Regions from separate parts of the Homo sapiens genome. Here region 2 is linked to region 1. Evidence: read pairs that join two places in POLR2A ChIA-PET (ENCODE). Cell type or tissue: Panc1. All regions are shown on one strand. Each heading gives the region's core, and the rest is flanking DNA. Links, peaks and the distances in the headings are about the cores only.

What was found. Peaks named below come from ENCODE experiments on the same cell type or tissue, not always from the same donor. Only the 100,000 strongest peaks of a DNase experiment are listed, where the experiment ranks them.
Region 2: POLR2A ChIA-PET joins it to region 1 with 11 read pairs; 2 of 35 experiments call an interaction of 5 or more read pairs at or near these places.

What each region holds. Positions count from the first base shown.
Region 1 is chr1:24,825,615-24,828,531 of GRCh38, reverse strand. It overlaps CLIC4 (chloride intracellular channel 4), which reads right to left. Exons shown (of 6, transcript NM_013943.3): 4 at 1,416-1,522. Among named protein-coding and RNA genes, the nearest start is that of CLIC4, 82 kb to the right of the region's middle. In Panc1, for the core only: no CTCF peak of the experiment used is centred there; no DNase peak of the experiment used is centred there; H3K27ac peaks cover 249 bases.
Region 2 is chr1:24,523,757-24,526,673 of GRCh38, reverse strand. All of the region lies in intron 2 of RCAN3 (RCAN family member 3), which reads right to left. Among named protein-coding and RNA genes, the nearest start is that of RCAN3, 22 kb to the right of the region's middle. In Panc1, for the core only: no CTCF peak of the experiment used is centred there; no DNase peak of the experiment used is centred there.

The sequences.
Region 1 (2,917 bases), core at 246-2,745:
CAGGGGCATCTAAGTATAAAAGGGTAGTTTTATGAAAAGAACAGTTAGCTCGCATGAAGCGCAGAACAGAAAAGACACTGTCTGTGGAAAGGAGGGGCTCCAACATAACCACTTGCTTAATGTATAAATTGCTTAGACAGAAACATTAGTCAGGAAAAAAAAAAGCCAATTACTAAAGAAAATTGCTTCCAAACCATGGCAGCTACTGGAATACATTATTAACAGATACAAGCCAGACCTGAGCACTAACATTTTTCCCTTTTTTCCCTTCACTGTAGAAAAACATTTCATGTAGTTAAGTATTATTCCAAAAATCAAGAGCAAAAGACATTGGAATCCAATACTAAATTTTAAAATTGCAGCATTTTATAATAATAGTACTGAAATAACATAAGGAAATTAGCAAGTATTTCACTTTTTAAAAAGATATTCATTCTTGTTTAACCAGCACTGATATTTTCCCCTTTGGTATTCTTGTTCATTTGCTGACATAAACTTCTTCTCAAAAGAATCCCACTCAAGCTAGGAAACTATCTGGAACTATGATAAATATTTTTAGAAGCTAGCATTTTTGGTTATTGGGTTACTTTCAAATAAACACTAATGTGTGCTACACAGTTTTCCCCAGAGAGAACTCTGCTTAACATCCCGAAGAGAAAAGGAAATTACTAAATGCTGTAGTTAAGACAAGGTTCACTGAATGGAACCTCTTCCAAAGAGACCTCCCTACACTATACATTCATTTGGTGAATAAAATAATAAAAATAGTGTCCTTTAATAAATAAAAGAAAATTGCATCTGTACTACCTAAACAACTCTTACCGCGAAAACATGACTTGAAAATGAAATTCCAGCTTGAAGATGCAGAGAAATTTGGAAGGATAGTATGTCTAATTACCCTCTTAAAGCAACTCCAAACATTGCTCAAGGGTAATTAGCAAAAACAACAACAACAAAAACAAAACAAAGCAAAAAAAAAAAAAAAAAAACCTCAGACTGACTCTAGGCTGCAGGCACTCAACAATAAACATTTAGTTACAGTTTAAATTAAGCTCAACCAATCTATGCTAAACCACCACAACCACACAATCCACTGTTTCTGATGCACCATTAATTCTTTGCCTAGCTCCCTTCACAGTAACTTCTCAAAATAAGATGAAATAAACTTCATTCAAGAAGCATTTTATCACACACTTACTATATACTGTGCTACTAGCTAGAAACATGGAAAAATAGCAACATAGGGACTTATTCCAGTTTATTGTCCAATTTCTGACCAACTCTGAAAGACAGTTTTTATTACTTATGGGAATGGCTGGACTCTAAAGTACTCATTTATAATCACTGTCATAATAACAGCCTGTTGTTGTTTGGGGTTTTTTGTTGCAATGTTAATTCAAGTTTTTGTTTTTTACCTTCATTAGCCTCTGGCCTTGAATTCTTGATATATGCAGAGAATTTGGCAAAGATGTCCATTCCAGCAGTATTTGATTCTGGGTGTTTTGGTGAAAGCTTTAAGTACCTAAATAGAAAAAGTGATATGGATTATAGATCCTTCAAAGATGAATTAGCATAAGTTCTCTCAAACCACCATGCTAGCAGTTACTAGACGTCTTTTAATAGTTATTACTATAAGAAATACCATCATTTGTTTTCTATGGTATTTTTAAAAACTGTTTTTTCCTTACGAGACAAAGCTCTGCACTATGTTTTTGTTCACATATTAATATTCTTGGCAACCACAGGGCATGTGCACTCCACCTCCATCTGATAAATTAGAATGCTGGGGAAACAGTTGACTTGTTCAGAGATTTCTGCCAGGCCAATGGGAGTCTTGGAATGAGATTGCTAGAGCAGTGCTGTCCAAGAGAACTTTCTGTGATGATGGAAATGTTCTCTATCTTCATTGTCCAGTACAGTAGCCACTAGTGCCATGTACCTATTTGAATATGAATTTAAATTAATCACAAACAAAATTAAAAATTCACTTCCTCAGTTGCACTAGTCACATTTCAAGTGCTCAGTAGTCACCAGACAGCACAGCTCACGCGCCTTCTCAAACAGCAGTGCCAACCAGATCCTTAGTATGTCCTGCACTAAACCAGCCAGAGAACCCCAACGGCAGGAAAAGCGCCTAGGCTGGTCAAGCATCATGATCACCCATAGCAGGTTAAGGACAAAAACAAAAGGAGGCGGATCAATCGCTTGAAACCTACACCTGGGATTTCCCAAAACCTCCCTTATATTACACATTCCCTAGAATATTTATGAGGGTAGCACCGAACAACAACAAAATGAGATGTCAGAAAGCACACTGACAAGTGTTCTATTGTGTTGTCAAATTTTTCTACTTTTAGAACAGATGTAATACACCAGCTTTCTAAAACACACACAAAAATGTATATTTCACTGTTTAGATTTAAAACACACATACTCTGTGTATATTTCTTCTTCAAACTGGAAAATATATGAAAAAGCTCAATTATTCATCTTCCCTTTAGGAGGACTCATGTCAGCCCCAGGAGTCAGGGCTAGAAGAATTCAGATTCTTAGCCCCATTTTAGGGAAGATTAATCAGCTTGAAGGTCCTGCAAAACGTCACTAGAAAATGGACTTGGGAGCAATAAGACTTTAGAAAAAACCTTACAGTGTACTAATTATTTCAACTCATTTATTTGAAGACATTGTCTTGCCAGCTTTCTTTAAAAACGAAGGGGAAGTAGTTTTCAAAATTCAGTTCAGTTGCAAGTTGTGTTTCAGCTTTTATATTCATGTATCTTCTGTTTACTATTTTGAATTCAGGAAGAGATATATCTTCTAAATATTGGGCAGAGTACTATATTGGTAAGGAAGATATAAAATATCTATGGAACACCTATATGCTCAAGACATCTTTTTTAATAAGTGTACCTAGTCT
Region 2 (2,917 bases), core at 189-2,688, 300 kb after region 1:
TAGTACTTTGTAATTCTGTACATTAAACATTTTCCTTGCCCAAGGGAAAAGGCTCATGTATTATCCCTAGCCCCCCACAACGAATTCTTCCTAGTACCAACGCATCGTATGACAGAAGCTATCTTGCAAACAGTTACTTGATAATCATATCCTTCTTCCCATTTCCCTTCAAGATAATTTTTTTTTCAAATTCCAGAAATACACTGTAACTGAATGTAACATGCAGATGACAGCAATGGGTTATACGGCGCTCTCTCTCTCTCTCTTCCAAAATCCAATACCTGTGATAGGATTAAGAATTATAACAAAATGGCCAGGCACAGTGGCCCATTCATCCTAGCACTGTGGGATGCCAGGAACTTGAGACCAGCCTGGACAACACTGCAAGACCCCATCTCTACAAACAATTAAATAATTAGCCAGGCATGGTGGCATACGCTTGTAGTCTTATCTACTCGGTTGGCTAAGGTGGGAAGATTGCTTGAACCCAGGAGTTCGAGGCCGCAGTGAGCCACAATCTCACCACTGTACTCCAGCCTGGGCAACAGAGTGAGACCCTGTCTCTCTCTCTTAAAAAGAATTATACAAAAATGAAGCCATGCAAGAACCGATTAGCAAGCTTTTACTGAGTTTTGTGTTCTTTCTCTCTCCTCCACACCCATTTTCCCCTTGAAGTAGCATAAATATGGTTATGAAATACGTGAATTCTAGCTGTGAGGTGCTTTGGAAGCATGAAGAATTAACTTGGAGGCAAAACCATCAGTTTCCTATTTGTGAAAAATGGTTACGAGCCCTCAGCTGGTAGCTTTGCCCTTCTGTGAGTCCACAGACATCCCCATGTAGATTCCTGAGGCTGCCCCTGATAACCCGGCATTAGCACGAAAGGGATTTAGAAGATTGCAGACGGCAGGGGAAGGACATAATCTATGAAAATGGACTGAAAATGACTTGCGATAAACAGGAAGGATCTGCAGCTGTTCATTCAAAAACCAAATGACTATTTTTCTCCTTAGAATTATTTCAGAAATAGCTCACTTTTAGAAATTTCTGAATTCTCTAATGATATAAAATTAACATCATCCTGTTGGGTGATGGCCGCATATTTATTTGAGAAAAGATAATGGGGATTCCATTAAAATAAAAATCATCATTAACCACTTAACTTTTTCTGTAGTCACTTAGTATCCCCCTCTGGCAGCACAACGTCTACAGGCATAACACAAACAATGCAGCCTAAAAACCAATGCCTGAGGCTTTTTCCTATGATGTAAGTAGGTTTTCCACAAAATACAGACCAGAAGCTGCCTTCATATGCTAAGATCACCTGTGCAGTTAGTCAGTCATCAAAATGACAGTACATACCTTGTACCTAAAATAGCTAAGAACAACACATAACCATCAACCTTCTTGGGAACTTAAGAAAGAGTGCTTGACAGCTGGATAATAGGCATCAGTAAAGGAGAAAAGTGGAAAAGGCCATATGGGAAGGTCAGTTTCAAGGAGCAACAGATGAGGATGGCAGCCAAGTGTGTATTTCCTGACCTTTCTGGATCCACCATGGCTCCACTCTGTTGCCCCATCCCAATTCGGAGAAGGCAAGGTTTAGCTGTTTCACTGAAGAACAAACTGGGAACATGATTTTGCCACACACCTTTGCTTTGGACTGAAAAAAAAATGAGGAGCCCACCACTTCTATTAAACATTAAAGAGTGGGAGGACGGGAGACTGATGCACGAGAATTGCTTGAACCTGGGAGGCGGAGGTTGCAGAGAGCTGTGATTGTGCCACTGCACTCCAGCCTGGGGAACAGAGCGAGACCCTGTCTCAAAAAAAAAAAAAAAAAAACAAAAGAAAACAAAATAAACAGAGTAGGAGGAACGATTTTACTCTTGAGAAGGAATGGCTTGATCCATTCAGCAGTGAAATTATCTTTAGCATCCTAAGGCAAGAGATTTATATTCTACGTCTTTCTGTAAATCTGATCTAGAAAATTCCATTTCTCCAGTGTCCAGAGCCTGCAGGTCCACTAATATCAAAGGCAAGGCCTCCATTTCTGCCTGGGGGTAGGCAAAGTGCTTTTGGTTCTCATCAATCACCACTGACTAAAACAGCCAGAGAGATGGACTTTACTAAACAGAAAAAAGTGCACATACAGCTAGACATGGTGAATTTAAAAACTTTACTTTGATAATCTGAGTACTTGTAAAATTCTGGGACCTACAGTCAAAAGTGCTAGAGGGGAGCAGAATATATGAAAAATGCAAAAACCTTTGATAACCTTTATTATTTATGTTGCCATCATCATTTTTCCAGATCAGAAAGAAACCTGTAACTGAATTAAAATTCAAGAAAATATGGAATGCTAGCTATTCAAGATGGATTTTTATGTTTTAATGGCTACTGTATTTATAAACACAAACTCTGACTTATTGGAACTCCTTATTTTTTATCTTTTTTTCTCAGTCTCTCAGGCTGGAGTGAAGTGGCGCGATCTTGGCTCTCTGCAACCTCTGCCTCCCAGGTTCAAGCGATTCTCCTGCCTCAGCCTCCCAAGTAGCTGGGATTACAGGCGTGCACCACCACTATGCCCAACTCACTTTTGTATTTTTAGTACAGATGGGGTTTTGCTATGTTGGCCAGGCTGGTCTCGAACTCCTGACCTCAGGGTGATCCACCCACCTCGGCCTCCCAAAGTGCTGGGATTACAGGCCTGTGCCACCACGCCTGGCCAATATATAAAATTTTAAATGATGTAAAATACTATTTATTTCATTAGTGTTTTAGCATACAGTTTAGCATATAATTTTCAGCATACAGATCATACACATATTTTGTTAATGTATACTTAAGCTACAAATATCGTTGAAGGTAATTGAAGATGCTTATCTCAAAATATATTACATTATTTCATGGCCAG